Linked DNA regions of Homo sapiens: region 2 is linked to region 1. A link is a contact called in ENCODE Hi-C or POLR2A ChIA-PET data. All regions are on one chromosome and are shown on one strand. The core of a region is the stretch at or near the end of the contact, and the rest is flanking DNA. Distances in the headings are between cores, read along the strand shown. Region 1 has its middle 48 kb from the start of MIR3679. Region 2 has its middle 12 kb from the start of MIR3679.

Evidence for each region. Hi-C counts contacts between places; a loop is a spot of excess contacts on that map. ChIA-PET counts read pairs that join two places held with the same protein, here RNA polymerase II (POLR2A). Pooled maps may share reads with other maps.
Region 2: a loop to region 1 is called in a map of heart left ventricle, with 3 times the contacts of the local background. The contact joins two enhancer-like sites. A Hi-C loop is called at or near these places in 37 of 168 maps with a recorded cell type or tissue (B cell, CD4-positive, alpha-beta T cell, CD4-positive, alpha-beta memory T cell and 19 more), 8 of 37 single-sample maps with no recorded cell type and 25 of 50 pooled maps. POLR2A ChIA-PET finds 5 or more read pairs at or near these places in 19 of 52 experiments (AG04449, B cell, BJ and 15 more).

What each region holds. Positions count from the first base shown.
Region 1 is chr2:134,172,335-134,177,217 of GRCh38, forward strand. It overlaps a transcript of MGAT5 not described here. Among named protein-coding and RNA genes, the nearest start is that of MIR3679, 48 kb to the left of the region's middle. Within about 2 kb of position 1,382, at least 9 of the 41 ENCODE cell types and tissues checked have a DNase peak (open chromatin) inside an H3K27ac peak, as active enhancers do; they include heart left ventricle and heart right ventricle, where a contact is called at or near this core.
Region 2 is chr2:134,136,822-134,141,438 of GRCh38, forward strand. It overlaps a transcript of MGAT5 not described here. Among named protein-coding and RNA genes, the nearest start is that of MIR3679, 12 kb to the left of the region's middle. Within about 2 kb of position 3,015, at least 10 of the 41 ENCODE cell types and tissues checked have a DNase peak (open chromatin) inside an H3K27ac peak, as active enhancers do; they include heart left ventricle and heart right ventricle, where a contact is called at or near this core.

The DNA of each region.
Region 1 (4,883 bases), core at 132-2,631:
TTCTGAGCATATTTTATGGAGGAAGGAATTTCCTAAGTACTCCCTTTTTTTTTTTTAATTAATTATTTTTCAGATGGAGTCTTGCTCTGTCTCCCAGGCTGGAGTGCAGTGGCACGATCTCAGCTCACTGCAAGCTCCGCCTCCTTGGTTCATGCCATTCTCCTGCATCAGCCTCCCAAGTAGCTGGGACTGCAGGTGCCCACCACCACGCCCAGCTAATTTTTTGTATTTTTAGTAGAGACGGGTTTTCACCGTGTTAGCCAGGATGGTCTCGATCTCCTGACCTCGTGATTCTCCCGCCTCGACCTCCCAAAGTGCTGGGATTACAGGTGTGAGCCACCATGCCCAGCCAGTACTTCTTATTTTACCCATCTGAATTGTTTGTAGCACTTAAACCCACTGCCTAAGGGGCAGACCCTTGAGAAGTTAGCTTGGTAAATCAGATGTTCACCTTGGAGCAGAACATTTATATTTCACAGGCTGATAGGAATTGGGTGTCAAGGTTATGGGGTCAACAGAATGAAACATTAAACATTCCTAATTCTTGTTTCTTTTATGTATGTGGGTCTTTGAACACACTTTGTCTCTGACAACATCACAGGAGGAAAAACACCCCAGCATCCCACAACTAGATGAATGTCTTGACGTGAATAAAAGCATTAACGTTAGAGCTAGGAAATCGTGTGACCACATGATTTCTATCTAAGGCTTCTCTCTAGCTGTCACCTTGAGAGTTTGTCCCACTGGGAGAAACCGGAGAAACAGAAAATATGTCCTTTGGAAACTCAAAGGGATTTTTAATCTCTAAAAACATGAGATTTTTGTCTCAAATACAAGCATATTTAATCCATCCTTTCATGTCCCCCATATATACATCCCACACCCTGCTTAATAGGAATGTGACTTCATTTTAGGGACTGGACAACTGAACAATCTGTCTTCCAGGGTCTGTTTCCCCTGAAACTGGTTTAGTGCTGCCAGGTAGGGAAGTCTGCTCTTCAAGGGTTGCCAGGTGGGGCAGCTGGGGATAGTAGGCTGGCACTGGGGAGGGTGGAGCTGGGTCTGTCAGCCCTGCCACCCATTGCTGTGGTTTATGCTCTGGGAAAGATGGTCATCTTCCTGCATGTACTGTGCTGCGATTCTCACGCCAGTATCTGCACCCCCTTGTTCTCAGCTCTGCACCATGTGGGTTTGACAGCCTTCATGAGGCAGGCAGACGTGTTGGCGTCATGTGGGACTCCTCGGCTGTGTCTTTCTGCCACTAAATATGTTGTCGCTTTCCCCCTCCAGCATGTCATATACCTAGCTGCCTTTGGAGAGGCCTCTTGGCGCTCTCAGGAATAACTACCGAAAGAGCAGCTGTCTGTCAGCCTCCTCCAGAGCCGTCGGCTTGGGCTGTTGTCAACCTGTTGTTGGAGGAGTTCCCAGAGCAGCAGACTTAACTGCCATTGACATTTATAACTCGAAAGCCATATCACAGATGACTTTACATTCTTTGTAATCCTTTAAATAGCCTTCAGCGTATAAAGCACGTGGCCTCTACACGCTTTCTCCACCTTAGAGAGTGAGGAAATAGTTGGATCATCCTGAAGGTGGTGAAGTGGCTCACTGTTCTCCCCCACCCAGGTTATAAATCATCATCTCTCTTCTGACTTAGGTAGGAAGAAGTTGTCCTGGCTTTATGCTTAGATTTATGTGAGATCATACGAAGTCAGTTTAGACTGGGGAAGAGCATTAGCTTCTAAGCCCAAATGAGCCTTTACCTCTAGCAGCCACAGAGCCTGTGATAAGAGGGTGTCCCTGGGAATTGGATGTCAGGAAACGTTTCTCACATGGCCAGTGGATCTTGTGTCTGGTCATTTATGTCCTAGTTTCTAAGACAGCCTGTTTTTACATCTCATTTCTTAAGACATAACTGGAAGAGAAAGATGCCATGTTCCTGGTACAAGTAAAAATGAAAGCCACCTCAGTGGATCTGAGAAACACATACTGCCAAAGAAAGTAGAGAAAGGGCAGAATTGGAATGGATTTAGTTACTGTGGGTCTGTCTAGACATTATTTGAGGGCTAGCGCTGGCTTCACTCACCTCTATGCCATGCGTGGCTAGTGCCAGTGGCTGGCACATAGCAGCATATGAGCTGAATGAGTATAAAGCAGTCTAATTTTTAGGCAGTAAAAGTTTTGTTTCATTTTATTTTTACCTGGGTAGCACAGACATTGAAATGTGTTAATCAACAAATGCAGAGTATGAGATTAAAAACTAATGACATTTTCCTGTTGGCATCAAAGACGAATAATTTGAGACAAGTCATGGGAACTAGATGGCAAGTCTTAAACATGATAAAATAAAGCACCTTCATTGTCTCTGCTCAGATTTCTTCCTGTGCTTCCCAGGATGTTGGTCAGTCATATCTTATAAAAGGCCAATGCCTGATCTTGGCTGGGGTGCATAGCTTGCCTAGCGTTGGGCAGAAATAGGCCTCTTGAGCCGCTTGATGGTGACCATGGGCTTTGGCAAGATTGTTAGCTGAGGAATGTTGTCACCTCTTCTGGGTGCTTTGCCTGTGATGCATGTCAGTATCTCATCTCAGTCCTCATTCTCAGAGCCTGGGAAGTGGCTCAGAATCCCCACGGTTGCACTCTAGATACCACTGCCCATTGACAGAGTGGCGAGGTGGGTGAAACCTTGCTTTCCTCCTGGCCCATGGGCAGGGTGGGGCTGTGGGCCAGCCCATATCTCCCTACCAGGGAGTATGTGTCCGGGTGTGTGGAGCAGCAGAGCAGTGTTCCTTCACCTGCAGTGTCCAGTTCTGCTGCATCTAATCAGGATTCTGGTTCATGGCAAGAGATTTTCATGTTTCTTTGTCTTTCCCTAGAAAATGTCTAAATATTTTAAATATTTCAAATATCCACACAAGTACAGAGAGTGAATAGGGCAGGCTCTTATGTACCTACCCCTCCATATTCCCTGCCTTTCTGATCTTGCTGCTAATATGTCTTATTAACTTTGGAAGATATTTGCTTTGGCTTGTGTTAAAATTACTGTTATTTTGTCCCTGGAAGTTCTGAAATGTGTGGTTGGCCTGGGACTCAGACCCATCAGGAACTCTAGTGTACCTCCTGTCTGAGGAAGGTTGGCACTACCTGGATCCACCCTTAGCTACGGGTTCCTTTGTTGTTAGGTCACTGCCATCTATTTCCCCTCTTAATTCAGTTTCAAGGAGCCATGAGTGTGTGAGAGAGAATCCCCTTCCTCTTTCCTCCCTCCTCTTCCGGCTAGTTCAGGACTCCCCTGTGATGGGGTAATTCAGTGGGTCCCACTTGGCGGAGCTGATGCTGTCTCCACATCCTGTTCCCTTCCCATAATACTTCATCATAGTTGATGCCACTTTGTGAATAATTTCTCTTTTCTCTCCAAGCCAGGTTTGGGATTTCTCCATGTGTGTCCACCTCCCTGGAAGAAAGGGGTGGAGGCCGCTTTACTTTGTCTTTGGGGTTGAGAGTGATGGATAGATGGCATCTGTCAGGCAGGTGGAGGTGCTTCCTCAGGTTAATTAATGTGGGTAGGACCCACAGACAGGTTTCTCCTTCTTTCTTTTAACTGGCTATTTTCTGGGAGCAGGGTCCTGGATTATTTTATGATAGCTTACAATCATGTTGTTTTATGACTAGTCATCCATTTAACTGTTTGTTTTGGCCAGATCCTCAGGATGGCTTATAGGAATTGGTGCCCATGGCTAGCACGTTGGAGGGGCTGGGGAAGGTTAAGACTACTGTTTACAGAGAGAGGTACCACCTTGAGAGGAAGGCTGAAGGGGGTTGCTGGGCCAGAACATGGAGGAGAGCCTCCTGAGAGTAAAGCAGGAAGGATTGGGAAGGGGGTGTGGAGGCCTTGGGAATTGGCTGAAGAGTTTTGGGACTCTGGGAAGGAGGAAAAATAGTTCTTAAAAATTCTAGGCTGGACACAGTGGTTCACGCCTGTAATCCCAGCACTTTGGGAGGCCGGGGTGGGGTGGATTGCGAGGTCAGGAGTTCGAGAACAGCCTGGCCAACGTGGTGAAACCCCTTCTCTGTTAAAAATACAAAAATTACCTGGGTGTGCTGGCATATGCCTGTAATTCTAGCTACTCAGGGAGGCTGAGGCAGGAGAATCGCTTGAACCCAGGAAACGGAGGTTGCAGTGAGCCGAGATCACACCACTGCACTCCAGCCTGGGTGACAGAGGGAGACTCTGTCTTAAAAAAAAAAAAAAAAAAAAAAATTCTAAACCATCAAGAACTGATAAGAATAAACGACTAGAAAAATGACATTTAAAAAGTCTATAATACAAGCCCCTAATTTTATTAGATTCAAAGACATAATATTACCTTAGCAAATTGCTATAAAAGTTTCTAGAACACTTACACTCAATTTCAGTATTGATCATAGAGCAGAAACAAATACTTGGTGGACTGGCAGTGTGCTGCAGGCTCCCCTTGGAGTGGCACTGACCTTTGAGAGGTGGGTCTCAGCTCTTTTCTGCCTTTGGATGCCTGGAGGCCCACCTTGACCTCCAAGGGTCTTGGTTTTTAGGCTATAGGATGAAAGTGGTGGTTTAACAGGTCACTGGTCTCCCGACAGGACATGTGGGACCAGGAACAGGTGCTTGTTTCTGAGCCTTTGCCCAAGTGGGTTCCCCTTAGGGCTCCTTCTGGAAGGGACATGCTGCAGTTATCTCATATACCCCCTCAGCCACCATGACCAGATATCTGACCCACTCATTTGAAAGGCACGTGTCCTGTGATAGGGACCTCCTGTAACAAATGAACCCGTGTGTGTGTGTGTGTGTATGTATCTCTATTTATAGTAATCTTGCATCTAGTGTAAGTTTTTTCTTGTTCATA
Region 2 (4,617 bases), core at 1,765-4,264, 34 kb before region 1:
CTTTCTCCAAGGCTGTCAGGTGCGTTTGTAGAGTGGGTGTGGGCTTATCTCCAACTTTTTATCTTAGACCTGGTCAAAGAATTGAGCTCTATTCTTGGCTCACTGGTTTATCATATCCAGGGAGGCAAGTTTGTCAGAACGTTCCTCTAGCAAGGCCATATCTGTCACTACAAGGTATGTGATTCATTTAAAGCCAAATGTCCTAATTATCTGAATCCTAAACAGAAGTCTGATTTCAGCTTCAGTTTCAGTTTTTCAAGTGGAGAAAACCCACAGACATTCTGCAGGAAAATGCCCTAAATACACATTAACCCCCTGTTTTCCTCTTGGTATGCTTTAAGGTTATATCATCGACAACAGCACTCTAAGAAATAGGTCTCTGCCCAAGAAATATGTTGTGCACATGGTTGCCAGGGGTGTTTTCCTGTTGGCGTATGGCTTTGGACAGAGGGGCATCCCCTAGGAATTGGGGCTTGGCTTGGAGGTAGTCAGCGCCATAGGAATGCACTTCCTCTTGGCTTCCCGCTTGCCACTCAGTGAGTCCAGCCCAGAGGGTGCTCTGCCGCTGCTGTACCTGGATTTCTGAGAGTGGAGTCAGCCCTTTTCTGTTTCTGGAAACTTCTCTTGATAGGAAATGACTCTGTCCACAGAAGAGCTTATTGTACTGCACCTCGTCAGGCTGCAGACTTGAAGTCATTGCTGTGCTGCCATGGGCATCTCTTTCCACTTGTAGCTATATTTAGAGCATGAAAATGCTGAACATTTCCTTCCTGTTTCTTTAGAAGTCAGAGCGGGGAGGGATTTCTTGTATTCAACACAAATCCCTCGGATAACCATATGAAAAGATAATGGGAATAATAATTTTTCGTTCTTTGTTTAAAAAAATATTAACGCTGAAGCTTGGACTAGAATAGTCTCTATTTTTTTTTTCTGCTTCATTTTTCTATGTTATTGGTCAGTTTTATTATTGAGGCAGTTACATTACATTATATTCTTACTGTTTAAAGATAATGTATTTGTATTTAACAAGTTTATCAATGAAGGGATAGCATCTCGCCTTTCTTTTCTTTTTTTTTTTTGCAAATGGAAATAGCAAAGTTATGTTGCTTTCTGAGTCACTGATTGATATTACAGATTTGTGTTCAAGATTGTTGGCACAATTAGGCCTGTTTTTTTTTTTTTTGTTTTGAGACAGAGTCTTGCTCTCTTGCCCAGGCTAGAGGGCAGTGGCGCTGGTCACTGGTCACTGGTCTCAAACTCGTGGGATCAAGTGATCTTCCCACCTCAGCCTCCCAAAGTCCTGGGATTATAGAGGTGAGTCTGACCTAGGCCTAATTTTTAAAGTGAGATACCTAACATAATTTTATTAAGAAGCTGTTCTTCTATCATTGCCCTTTTTTTTTTGGCTTGAGAAAGCAAGAAATTCACCAAATTTACTCGCTAAGAGTTAGTGATTCAGTCTGTAGGATCTCTGACCACTCCCCTCCCCCACTCTGAACCACATTCACTCAGACTGTTTCATATTTTAATCCTACTTTGTGGAGAGCATAAATAAAGTCCAGAAGGTCTAAAGTGTAGGAGTTAAAGTACCCATGTGTGGTCCATCTTCTGGTCAGATGGATGACAGAATTAATTGTGCAGCTGCTGGACACGGATAGATCCCATTACCATTTTATAGACCATATCACAGTAGAAAGTGGAAAATATAGGTCCTGTCTTCAACTTGACAACCAAAAGGTGAGGACCTCACACATGCAGATGAATACTTTCTCTCTGAGAACAGACCTTTTGGGCATGGTAGCTGGTGTACTGGGAATACTGGGTCCTCCTGTTACCGTGTCTTGTGCACACTGTCTAATGTCATGCTTGGGATAACCATGTATATTAGCTTCCCTTATTTTCACCGGACAAACGTGAAACTTATGAGGGAAAGTGAAGTATGTTGTCTGGGGTGACTCACATAATAAGCAAGGTGGTCATATAATTTATCATCCAAATCAGGATGCTTTTGAGAGTGAAGAGGGGTGCTATTGATGATTATGCTGGGATAACAGGCATAAAAGGGGATATATGGTCCCCCTACTGATAAGGTACAGATTGGGGGTTAAATGCAGGTCTCTGATCTTAAATTGTGCCTACTTTCCATTACATGCTGTTAGATCAGGCCACTCTGTCTGCAAATGAATTGGTAAGGCACAGATGGAAGAACCTTCTGAAGATGAGTTCTGCTCTAAGAATACAGCCGAAGAGAAATTCTCTAAGGCTAGGCGAAAGGTTTTTTTGGCCAGAGAAATGTCTACTAGAGATCTTCTTTCATGTAAAAACATGGAAAGGGTTTTGTTGGAAAGACAGTTTCTTCCTTCATAAAAATGGTTTTCCATTGTTTGTTTAAAAGAATGGGTCTGCTTTAGCATTTATAAGAAAGACGGAGTAAGAGTCACAGAATCTCATATCCAGGGCAAACATCTTCATAGCCTGTGGCTGTTAAGATCCAGAATGGTAGATGAATTCTTTAATAGTAAGGTGTGTAGATACAAATTTACTACTCTTGTTTTTAGCACTCTGGCCGTGGCTGCTATCAATGAGGCAATTTTGTGTATGGTATAATCTTACTCTGAGATGTTAAGGTAAAAATCCCAGCCCTCAAATACACTGCTTTGCCACACTGGGGCTTGTGACAAGCCTTTGTACCTCTGTGAGCTTCAGACACAGGCATGCAAACACACCCAGCGGAGGCTCAGACATGAAGACAGATGAAGCGCAGGGTTCTTATAAATGATATTACAGCCCAGCCATGAAAAGGAATGAAAAACCTCGCACAGTATCGCAGGAATTATTTGTTCGCAGTGTCATGTTCTCTTGCAGCCTTCTAAGCCAGCTGAGGTGCAAAATCAAAAGTTTCATAACAGAGTGGTTCTGTAAATACCAAAGACTGTAAAACAGCCCTGCTAGATTACCACTTGTCATCAGGTAAGCAGTGCCAGAGGATGACATGCCATCCACAGGCCAGGCCACTGCTGGCAACCCAGAGCAAGCAGAGGGAGGGGTGCTGGTTATGCACTTGCTGGCCATTCGAGAACAGCTTTTAGTTGAGAGTTGTTATGTGGCCTTCCTTCTACACCCAGGTTTAGGGAGGACCTGCCTTCTGACTCTTGGAACACCTGTAAAAGCATGAATCCTAAAGTAGGTAAAGTGAAACTTGCTGGTGATGAAGAAAAAGTCCTTCCTCCATCAGGAGTGACCAGCAGGACCTGGAGAGGCACTTGGGGGCTCACGGCCTGCACCTGCCCCACTGGGTTGTGTGAGCCACTCCCTGAAGAGGACAATGATCTCTGGCTGTCTTTATGAATGGTCAGCTCTCCCCCTGGAAATAGGAGAACCACTGGCTACAAAACAGGGAGAAAAAGAAAAAAGAGAGGCATGAGAAGGCAAAGCCAACAGAGAAGGAGGCGGCCTGGGTGTGGGAGCTGTGGCCGTTCCACCGTGGGAAAGGAGAGATGGGACGATGTGGAGCAGCTGTGCTGCTGTGGGCGCCACAAGTCTGCTTAGAATGGGGGACAAGGCACTGGCTGGCAAGTCAGGAGATCTGGGGACTGACGCTTTCCCTGCCACTTTGTGAGCCTCTGTGTCTTCCACAAAAGTGGGCGAGTTGGGTCAGATGTTATCCAGCGTGACTGCCAGCTCTAAAAGTCTTTAATGCCGAGCCAATGAGCCATTCTTGTAGGGCTTACCAGTGTGACTCAGTAAACATTTGATGAGTACTTTATATCAGAAACAGGGCACAAAGGTTAATATAACACCTGTGCCCACATCCAGGGTGGGGCCATGTCATAAGCAGTCCCATTGCTCCAATAATCGGAGAATAGCTAACTTGTACCAGGCAGTGTTCTGGATACTTTCCATTGATTTATCTATTCATGAAATACATTAGCAAAATGAATTAGCAGGAAAAAAAAGTGCTAGCTGGGCACTACTGTTCTGATTAGAGAGAGGAGGAAACTAAGGCACGGAGAGGTTAAGTAATTTGCCCCAGGTTTCGTAGCTAACAAGTGAAGGAGCCAGAATTTCAACCTAGGGAACCTAGCTCCAGAACCCACACTGTGTGGCTGCTGTGGAGGTGCTATGGTTTGAATATTCCCTCCTAAACAAATGTTGTGATTTAACTGCCATTGTAGCAGAATGAAGAAGTGAGGCCTTTAAAAACGGGAAGATCATGAGGGCACTGCCCTGATGAAGAGATAATGCTGTTATCCAGGGAATGGGTTAGTTATTGAGAGAGTTATCTAGGGTTCCTGATAGAAAGGATGTGTTCAGCCCACTTCCCTCTCGGTCTCACATGCTTTTCTACCATGTTCTGACACAGCAAGAAGACCCTCACCAGATGCCAAGCACCACACTCTTAGATTTCTCAGCCTCCAGAACCATAAGCCAAATAAACTTCTATTTTTATAAATAACCTAGTCTGTGGTATTGTTATAGCAGAAAAATGGACTGATATGGGGGGATGTGGTGGTCACATGTTTTTGTCTGCCTCCATTGATGGGCAGCAACCTTGTCTGTCTTATTAGCTATTATATTCCTATTGCTTAGCCTAATGTAGGCTCTTGGGACATTTTT